Regions from separate parts of the Homo sapiens genome. Here region 2 is linked to region 1. A link is an interaction called in ENCODE POLR2A ChIA-PET data of the cell type or tissue named here. Cell type or tissue: K562. All regions are shown on one strand.

What was found. Peaks named below come from ENCODE experiments on the same cell type or tissue, not always from the same donor. Only the 100,000 strongest peaks of a DNase experiment are listed, where the experiment ranks them.
Region 2: POLR2A ChIA-PET joins it to region 1 with 5 read pairs; 5 of 35 experiments call an interaction of 5 or more read pairs at or near these places.

Annotation. Positions count from the first base shown.
Region 1 is chr17:67,215,273-67,220,272 of GRCh38, reverse strand. HELZ (helicase with zinc finger) reads left to right here. Exons shown (of 33, transcript NM_014877.4): 4 at 1,451-1,678; 5 at 4,338-4,374. The coding sequence starts at 1,469. Among named protein-coding and RNA genes, the nearest start is that of HELZ-AS1, 27 kb to the left of the region's middle. In K562, no CTCF peak of the experiment used is centred here; a DNase peak (open chromatin) is centred at 2,622.
Region 2 is chr17:67,164,947-67,169,946 of GRCh38, reverse strand. It overlaps HELZ (helicase with zinc finger), which reads left to right. Exons shown (of 33, transcript NM_014877.4): 14 at 2,151-2,484; 15 at 3,339-3,469. Among named protein-coding and RNA genes, the nearest start is that of HELZ-AS1, 77 kb to the left of the region's middle. In K562, no CTCF peak of the experiment used is centred here; no DNase peak of the experiment used is centred here.

The sequences.
Region 1 (5,000 bases):
TGCTGCTCTCTATGAGCTGCCCATCAATGACTTTTCTCCCCTCATCTTGCACTGCAGTTTATTGGCAGCAGATGGTTACAGCACAGCGAGGAGAGGGCAGGGCCCATGTGTCATTATAAAAGCCGAGAAGGCTGGCAGAGAACATATATGTAGGCTGGAGGCAGGCGGAAGGGACAAAGAAGTACCGTAAGGCCAGCGGTTAAGGTGGAAGGTAGGGAGGAGCAGGAGAGAGAGAAGGTGGATGCAGGCACGGAAAGCAATCTGTAAGTTTGACAGAGATGGTCAGCAAGAGTGACTCTTTGGAGCAGTATTGTGAATGTCAGGTCAAAGGATGTCGGTCTTCTGTGTCCAAGTTTTCCACCCCTGCCATGAGTGTTATAGCTAGGGAGAAACAACGTGTAAACTCCTGCTATTTCTTACTTGGACTATTTTAGTGATCTCTTACTAATGGCAATGTTTGCCATTTCTTCCCCTGTGGCAAGCTGTGATTTCTTCTATTTCTAACCAGTTCTTTATAGAACTGGTAGGACTTATGTTTGATAGATTCCTTCCGTATTTAAAAAATTTCATCGTGTTCCATTGCCTGTGGAATAAAACCCTTGCTTCTTGTTGTGGCATTTGAGGTCATTCATAGCTTCTCTTACTCCTCTGATGTACCTTGAGTTTAGGCTGTGTATTTTCTCCCCTTGGTGATTTCACTTGAACTCGTCTCTCTGAAAAGCTCACATTTGCTCTCCCTGTCATCTGTATGGTGAACTCCTGTTCACCTTTTGCAATCAGCTCATGCCTTTAGGCAGATGGAATAAGTCTTTTTTGTAATTGTTCATTTGTGCTTTGCCTGTCTTGCTAGAATCTGAGTTTCTTGAAAGCAGAGATGACATGCCCTGTCTTTGCATTCATTGCTGCTAGCACAGGGCCTGGCCCTCGAGAAATGTTTGTTGAATTGAATTAATGGACAGTTCATACAGTTCCAACCAGTTTTTTAATTGGTGGGAAATAATCCTGCATGGTATAGATTTTGGTTTTTTGCAATCATGGTCACAGAACTGTGAGACTGAAATTAGGAAACTGAAATTTGGAGATTTGGATATGAAACGTTTCTGTCCCTTTGGTTAAGAAAGGGGATCCTTTATGGTTTGTTGTATACTTTGCGGTATTCACAGTCATGTTTCATTTCTAAATTTGCCTCATTTATAAATTTGTTATATTGTTGGTATGATCCTGGCTTATGATTGACATTTTGCTTGAATCTTAGTAAAGACTTCATAAAATATCAAAGAGAAGTATAGATTTTGTAGCATCAATAGCTGCTGCTTAGCTGTGACCTTGATCAAAAGGCTAGCTGAGAGTATTCAGATAGATAATTAAGCCAGCTGAGATAGGAATGGGGCTAGAATTTATAATTAATAAGTTTAAAAAACCTTCTCTTGTTCTTTCTCCCTGTCTGTAGGATTTTTGTCCCTGAGTCATGGAAGACAGAAGAGCTGAAAAGTCATGTGAACAAGCATGTGAATCACTTAAGAGGCAGGACTATGAAATGGCCCTCAAGCACTGCACAGAGGCCCTTCTTTCTCTTGGCCAGTACTCCATGGCAGACTTCACAGGGCCTTGTCCATTGGAAATAGAACGCATCAAAATCGAGAGTCTTCTCTACAGAATTGCCTCATTTTTGCAACTGGTGAGTAAACACTGTCAATAAGCCAATGCTGAACTATGTAAAATGGCCTTTTTCATTGAGGGGTGACGATACAAATAGCTAATTCTGGGCCAAAGAGATGTGAGTGAAGTGGCTGGTGATTGCTGAATATATTTGATGGCAAGGTAACTACGTTTTTGAACCTTGAAAACTGTTCTACTTTAGGGCATTTTGGATTATGCACTCACTCAACAAGTATTTATTGAGTATGTACTGTGTACTAGACACTGTTCTAGGTTCTTGTTATATATATTGATGAAAGAGAAAGAAAAGTCTCTTCTTTATGATACTTTTTCTAGTAGGGGAACAGAAAATAAACAATAAGCATTATAAAAAATAAACACCGGCTGGGCGTGGTGGCTCATACCTGTAATCCCAGCACTTTGGGAGGCCAAGCCAGGTGGATCATGAGGTCAGGAGTTTGAGTTGGCCTAACCAACATGGTGAAACCCTGTCTCTACTAAAAATACAAAAATTAGCCAGGCGTGGTAGCGCGTGCCTATAATCCCAGCTACTCAGGAGGCTGAGCCAGGAGGATCGCTTGAACCCAGGAGGCAGAGGTTGCAGGGAGCCGAGGTTGCACCACTGCCCTCCAGCCTGGGCAACAGGGCGAGACTCCGAGACTCCGTCTTAAAAAAAAAAAAAACAACAAAAAACAAAAACCAAAAAAAAAACCCCACCATAGATTGTTAAAAGGTAGTAACCGCATGAAAAAAGGAGAACAGGGCAGGGGAGATTGGGAATATTGGGGTTAGAGATGTGGTTACAATTTTAAATAGAGTGGTCAAGGCAGGCCTCATTGAGAAGGTGATAACCAGAGGCAAGGGGGTGAGCCATGTGTAAAACTGGAGGAAGAGCATTGCAGGCAATGGAAACAGACCCAGCAGCAGAAGCATGCCTGCTGTGCTTGAGTAGCAGCTAGGAGTTAGTGTGGCCAGAGTAGAGTGCACGCGGTGGAGAGGTGGGAGGACCAAAGCCTGTGGGGCCTGCTGGCTCGTGATAAAGACTTTGGTTTTTATTCTCTGTGAGTTGGGGAGCTATTGCAGGGCTTTGGGCAGAGGAGTGGTGTGATCTAATTTAACAGAAATTGTTTGACTTTTGTGCTGAGAATAAACTGTAAAGGGATAAGCGTTGATGCAAGGAGACTAGATTGGAGACTATTAGAATAATCCAGGCCAGAGTGGCTCAGATCAAAATGGTAGCAGTGGAGATAGTGAGAAGTAACTAGGTTTTGGTTTATACATTGAAAATAGAAGCAATCAGGTTTCCTAATGTATTGAATGCAGGGAATGAGGGGGAGCAGTCGCAGTTACTTACCTCGATACTTTTTGTCTGAGCAATTGGAAGAATGATGTTTCCTTCAACTGAGGTTAGAAGGCTACAGCTGGGGAGGAGGTTTTGTGGGGGAAGGTGGGAGTTCAGTTTTGGACGTACTGAGTTTGAGATGTCATTCAGATACCCAGCTGAAGATGCTGAGTAAGCAGTCAGATATGCACGTATGGAATTTGGGAGAGAGATTCATTGAAGACTGTGGGATAGAAGTGCTATATGATGTCTTGAGCCAGCGTAGAATCACCAAGGGAAAATGAGCATCATAGAGAAGAGGCGAGGACTGAGGGCCGAGTCTTGGGCTGCTGCAGTGTCAAGAGGTTGGGGAGCAGAGCAACAACCAGCAAAGCAACCTAAAGAGCAACCCTGAGGAAAGGGGAAAGTGTGAGAGGAAGGAGTCCTGGTAGCCGCGTGAAGGAAGGAAGTGTGTCCAAGTGAGGAAATGAGGAGTAGTGTCAGCAGCTGCCAAGAAAGCCATGAGAATGTGTCTGAGTGGGCACATGTGAATCGTGTGGGTCCACATGGATGCAGTGGAGGTCACTGGTGATCTCTTGAGAGTGGCTTCCTTGGAGTAGTGGGTGAAAGTCTGCTTAAAAAGAGGGCTTAGGAGAGAATTGGGGGAAGGAATTGAAATACATCAACATAGACAACTCTTGAGGAGTTTTGCCATGAAGAGACACTAAAGAAAAAAAAGAGAAAGGAAAAGGAAAAAGAAAAAGGAATGGTAGCTAGTGGGAGAGATAAAGTCAAGGGAAATATTTTTTTAGATGGGAGAAATAACTGTATTTCTGTATAGAAATGAACCAATCAAAAGCAAAAAATTAATGATGTAGGACAAGTCGAGGAGGCTTGCTGGAGTGCCATACCTGCGTAGGCGGCTGAGTTGATCTGCACAGGCGTAGGTTGACTTTAGAAAGGAGCATGGTAGTATGTCTGTTAACAGGTAGAAGGAAGACAGAGTGTATGCTGGGAAGTGGGGAGACGTGGTGGTGACAGTCTATGAAAATTCTCTTCTTGTGGCTTCAGTTTTCTCAGTAAAGCTTTTGGCGGGGAGGGAGGTGCTGATGAGTTAGGGTTAGAGAAGGTGAGAAGTAGGAGTGGGGGTCCATGGACTAGGAAGTATACTGTGACGTTTATTTGTAGAGTGCCCTGTAATCCTCAGAGGGCACATGTGTTAGCTTTGCTCTGTGAATAGTAAGTTTACAACATTAATGATTAAACTTTGAAACAAAGCCAAGTTTCCCTTTGACAACATCTCTGTTAAAAGCAGCTCTTGAAATACTTAATTTTATCTTGTATTTTTGTTTTGCAGAAAAATTATGTGCAAGCTGATGAAGATTGTAGACATGGTATGTTTAAAAATGAGACTCGAATTATTGAATTGAACAATGTTTAAGGTTTGATTTTTTTTTTTGGCTAATTTCAAAAATGATGATAATGTTTGAAAAGCCCACCTTACTGTGGTGGCTAGTGACTGATTTGGATGATGACATTCCCACTGAGCTGGGCATACCTGTGAACATTGCTCTTACTCATGAATGTTTAAGTTCTTGTCACTCCCCTGGGAACATTGATGATGTGTCCTTTTGAAGTTTGTGTGAGGCCGGGTGTGGTGGCTCACACCTGTAATCCCAGCACTTTGGGAGGCTGAGGCGGGCAGATCACAAGATCTGGAGTTTGAGACCAGCCTGGCCAATATGGTGAAACCCCATCTCTACTAAAACTACAAAAATTAGCTGGGCGTGGCGGCGCATGCCTGTAGTCCCAGCTACCTGGGAGGCTGGGGCAGGAGAATTGCTTGAACCCGGGAGGCGGAGGTTGCAGTGAGCCGATATCACAGCACTGCACTCCAGCTTGGGCGACAGAGTGAGACTACGTCTCAAAAAAAAAAAAAAAAAGTTTGAATAGCTCCAGTCACAAGGGCCAAAGTTTAAGAAACATAACTCACATTGAATAAAATGTTAAGCTTAGCTAG
Region 2 (5,000 bases), 50 kb after region 1:
TGGACTTACTTGGAACCACTTATTCCTTTCTTCTTGCCTAGTTTTCCCTTTGGGAATGGGAATGTTTATCCTGTGCTTGTCCCACCATTGTATTTTGGAAGCATGTAACTCGTTAATTTCACAGGCACAACTGGAGAGGAATTTGAATCAGGATGAATTGTGCCTTGAGTCTTATCCGTATCTGATTTAGTTCACACTCTGGACTTGGACTTTAGAGTTGATCCTGGAAAGAGTTAAAACTTTTAGGGGCTATTGGGATGGAATGAATGTATTCTGTATGTGAGAAGAACATGCATTTGGAGGCTATGGGCAGAATGCTGTAGTTTGAATGTCCCCTCCAAAACTAATGTTGAAATGTAATTGCCATTGGGACAGTATTAAGAGGTGGGACTCTTAAAAGGTGATTAGGCCATGAGGATTCCACCCTCATGAGTGGATAATGTGATTATACAGGAATGGGCTCCTTATCATGAGAGTGGGCTGTTAGAAGAGTGAATTCAGTCCTCTCTTGCCATTGCTTTTGCTCACACTTTCGTGCCCTTCTGCCTTCCACCATGGGATGATGCAGCCTGAAGACCATCACCATATGCCAGCCCCTTGATCTTAGACTTTCTATTCTCCAGAGCTGTAAGAAATAAATCTCTGTTCTTTATAAATTATCCAGTCTCAGGTATTCTGTTACGGCAACACAAAACAGACTAAGACAAACCTAAGAAAAAGGAGAAAATGTTGCCACCATTTCTTACCATGTTGTCTTACCTCTTACAGCACCATTTCAGAACAGCAAAGGAGAACTGTTAATTAGTTTACATCTTTCTTTCACTTCATATTTCTCTTTCTTTTTTTTTAATTTGGGGACAGAGTCTCACTCTGTTGCCCAGGCTGGAGTGCAGTGATGTGATAATTGGCTTACTGCAACCTCCACCTCCTGGGTTCAAGTGATTTTCCTGCCTCAGCCTCCTGAGTAGCTGGGATTACAAGTGCCTGCCACCACACCTGGCTAATTTTTGTATTTTTAGTAGATGCAGGGTTTCACCATGTTGGCCAGGCTGGTCTTGAACTGCCCCCCTCAGGTGATCTGCCCGCCTTAGCCTCCCATAGTGCTAGGATTACAGGCGTGAGCCACCATGTCCGGCTCCATATTTCTTGACTGTGTAAATTAATCTTGATTCTCTGTGCTGCCTTTACACATACTCTCTCATACTCACGTGCACACATGGAAGTGTGAGGGAGTATACCAACCATTGTCTGATAAGATAGGCCTTAACTTCTCTTGCCATAATTCCTGCATGAGACCTGCCTCCATGTAGCCATGAATGAAAATTTATTTTAAATGTTATTCATTAACATTATTGAAAGAGATATTTTATGGCTAGAATCTGCTGGTAAGATCTACTTGGAAAGTAATTGGTTTAAAGTCCATTGTAATTTTCAATGCAATGTGTTTCCTTCTGGTTCCAGGTGATTTTAAAGTCTTTATTGTCCCAGTGGTGTGTTCAGACTTTTATATTAATTAGTATATAATATTTCATGTTACTTAAAAAACAACATTTAGTTTCATTTTAAATACTCAGGTGTTTTTTGAATGTGCATATTCTTCAACACAACTTAGCTTGTATCTTTATGTAACTTACATGGGAGTTTATTCACTTAAAAAAAAGTTTTGTTGACCAGGCATGGTGGCTCACATCTGTAATCGCAGCACTTTGGGAGGCAGAGGTGGGTGGATCACCTGAGATCAAGAGCTTGAGACCAGCCTGGCCAACATGTCAAAACTCTGTCTCTACTAAAAATACAAAAATTAGCCGGGCGTGGTGGGCATCTGTAATCCCAGCTACTCGGGAGGCTGAGGCAGGAGAATTCTTGAACCTGGGAGGCAGAGGTAGCAGTGAGCCAAGATCGTGCCACTGTACTCCAGCCTAGGCGACAGAGTGAGACTCCGTCTCAAAAAAACAAAAAAAAAAATTTTTTTTTGTTGTTTCCAGCTTGTATTAAAGGCAGAAAAATACAGTTTTTAGCTCAATGAAGTGGAATTGATATAATGGTTTAATTTTTGGTATGTTTATATTTGATTTACTTTGTTTCACTCTTCTAGTTTTTATATATTTTTGATGTAAAATATTCAAACTAGTTTTCTACTTCTGGTTTAGGTTCAACCTTAAAGTGCAATTGCAGATTCTGGCAAGCTTCATGCTCACTGGTGTTTCTGGAGGTGCAAAGTATGCTCAGAATGGACAACTTTTTGGTCGCTTTAAGCTTACTGAAACACTTTCTGAAGATACTTTGGCTGGACGACTGGTGATGACCAAAGTCAATGCTGTTTATTTATTACCAGTCCCTAAACAGAAGTTAGTACAGACCCAGGGAACCAAAGAGAAGGTTTATGAAGCTACTATTGAAGAAAAAACAAAGGAATATATATTTTTAAGGCTATCTAGGGAATGCTGTGAAGAACTTAATCTTCGGCCTGACTGTGACACACAGGTATGTTTGAAGGTTGCAGCTTAACCATAGTGGTCTGTAGCCTCATTATCAGCTCGTAGTCTTCCTCTGGTTTAGTTTTTCTTCTGCCGTAAACAAAAGCAAAGCTGACTTTGAAGTCTACAGTGGTGGGTTGAAAATTGCACCTGTAGTAACTCCCAGAGAAAAGTGATTCTTTTAAATATAAGTAACATTTAGAATGTTCCAGTGTTATACAAGGTTGAGCTTTCTGATTAGAGTTTTAAATCAGCAATGGAAGAAAAGATGAAAAGAAACTATGTAAGCTACCTCCTGGGACATCTCTCATCTGCAGTTGTATCTGTTCCTGTTCTATCTTTATGGGTTTTTAGGTGAATTATGTCTTCAGTCTGCCATATTTAACTGGAAGACTAATCTTTTCTCTTTTTAAACATAAAACTTGGTGAACATTATTTATTAATTGTAAATTGATAGAGTATCAGGGCTAATCATCTCTCACGACTGGATACTTCACATGTTCTGATCTTTTGCAAAAGTATTTTCATGGGAATGGTAGAATAAAGTAGCCTTTAACTAGAGATTAGGTAACTTACAAATATGTCAATTTCTTAATATGTAAAATGATGTTAATAATAGTATATATATATCATTGGTACTATTAAATGAGATAATCCATAGTAAAGTACTTGTTACAGTGCCTGGTTATAAATGAACAAAGCAAATATTATTCATCATAATTATGATTAGACTATGATTATACTTTAAAAGAATCTCTAAACTTACTGTCCCAAACAGATTCCTCCCAAAGTATTCTAGTGAGCTGCCAGCATTGATGTTTGCTTTCATGCAGTTTTTAAAACATTCATTTTGTCTTTCAGGTTGAACTTCAGTTTCAATTAAATCGATTACCCCTCTGTGAAATGCACTATGCACTAGACAGGATCAAGGACAATGGGGTTTTGTTTCCAGACATCAGTATGACTCCCACCATACCATGGAGTCCTAACAGGTACAAAAAGGCGATATCTTATTAAAGGAAGTTAGGTTAATATTAAATTGAATATCTGTATCAAATAACTCAAGCATACTTTTATAAGAAAGTTTGCCTTTGCTTTTCAGGAGATATTGGTTTAGAAAGGAGAGTAAAAGAACACTTAAAATGAAACATTTGAGGTTCATCATTACTTTTTCTCAGAGTCTAAATGAATTCTACTGCTTTTCTCAACAGCCTTAATTTGATAGGATGCCAAGCAATTTAGGAATATTTCCAAGTAGAAGTTGAATGGGGAAATTAGGGCCTTTCTAAAGTGGTTCCAGTAGTTAATTTAAAATAATTTTTATTTATTTATTTAGAGTTGGGGTCTTGCTCTGTCATGCAGGCTGAAGTGTAGTGGCATGATCATTGCTCATTACAGCCTTGAACTCCCGGGCTCAAGCAACTCTCCTGCCTCAGCCTCTGAGTAGCTAGGATTATAGACACATGCCACTGTGTCTGGCTGATTAAAAAAAATTTTTTTTTGTAGACAAGGTTCTTGCTGTCTTGTCCATGCTGGTCTCGAAATCCTGGCCTCAAGAGACCTTCCTGCCTTATCTTGCCAGAGTTCTGGGATGTGAGCTACTACACATGTCCTAATTTAAAATAATTTTTAAAGATAGGAGAGATTTTTAGAAATTATCAAAATGGATGAAGTACGATAGAAGAAACTACTTCAGAAACTGCTCTCCAGTTAATGGTCGTATAAATATTGTTCTGCTTAAATTTTTTTGGGATGTCTTTACATGTAATGAAGAAGGTACTTCCATTTTGTTATAAGCATGGATGACAGTGAGAGCTGTATGCCTGCATCTGTCTTTTCATCTCTTCACTGGGTTTTATGCCCTTAGCACCTGCCCATGCTCAACTCACAACACCTTTGTTTCTTTTTTAATCTCAGTGGCTCTACAAAATAGAAGTTTATTTATCACTGTGTCAATTCAATCATGGTAGGATGGCCCTTTCCAAGACTAATGGAGCCTCTGGGATCTTTAGTAAGTGGTTTCCAGGGTCACCCTGGGTGTTGACGTTCAGCTGGCCGACAGGGGAAGAGTGAGCACGGAGGGTCACGTGGGAAGCTTTTATGGGCCAGGCCTAGGAGTGGTATATATCACTTCCCCTCACATTCCATTTCTTCTGGTCCTAAAAACAGAACAACACGAAATATGCGTTACAACACAAAACCTCAGTCATTTCTCCCTTGTTTTGCTTACTCTTACTGTGCAGTCCCCTCTGTTCTTTTTAGTGCCAAAATTCTTGAGAGGGAATAGTCTGCGTGTTTCCAGTATTCTTTCTTATTCACTCTGTAACCTCTGTTTTCCTCTTGTGTACTATCCTGAAAGTGATTGGTGATCTACTGATTGTAAAAATCCAGTGACATCTCCCAGTTCTCTTCGGATTCAGCTCCTCTTCATGCTTCCTTTTCTTTTCATTCTCAGAGCCAGTGCTGCTTTTAGACCCGGACTATTTCAGTAGCTTTCTAGTTGGCCTTTTGTCCTGTTGTCTG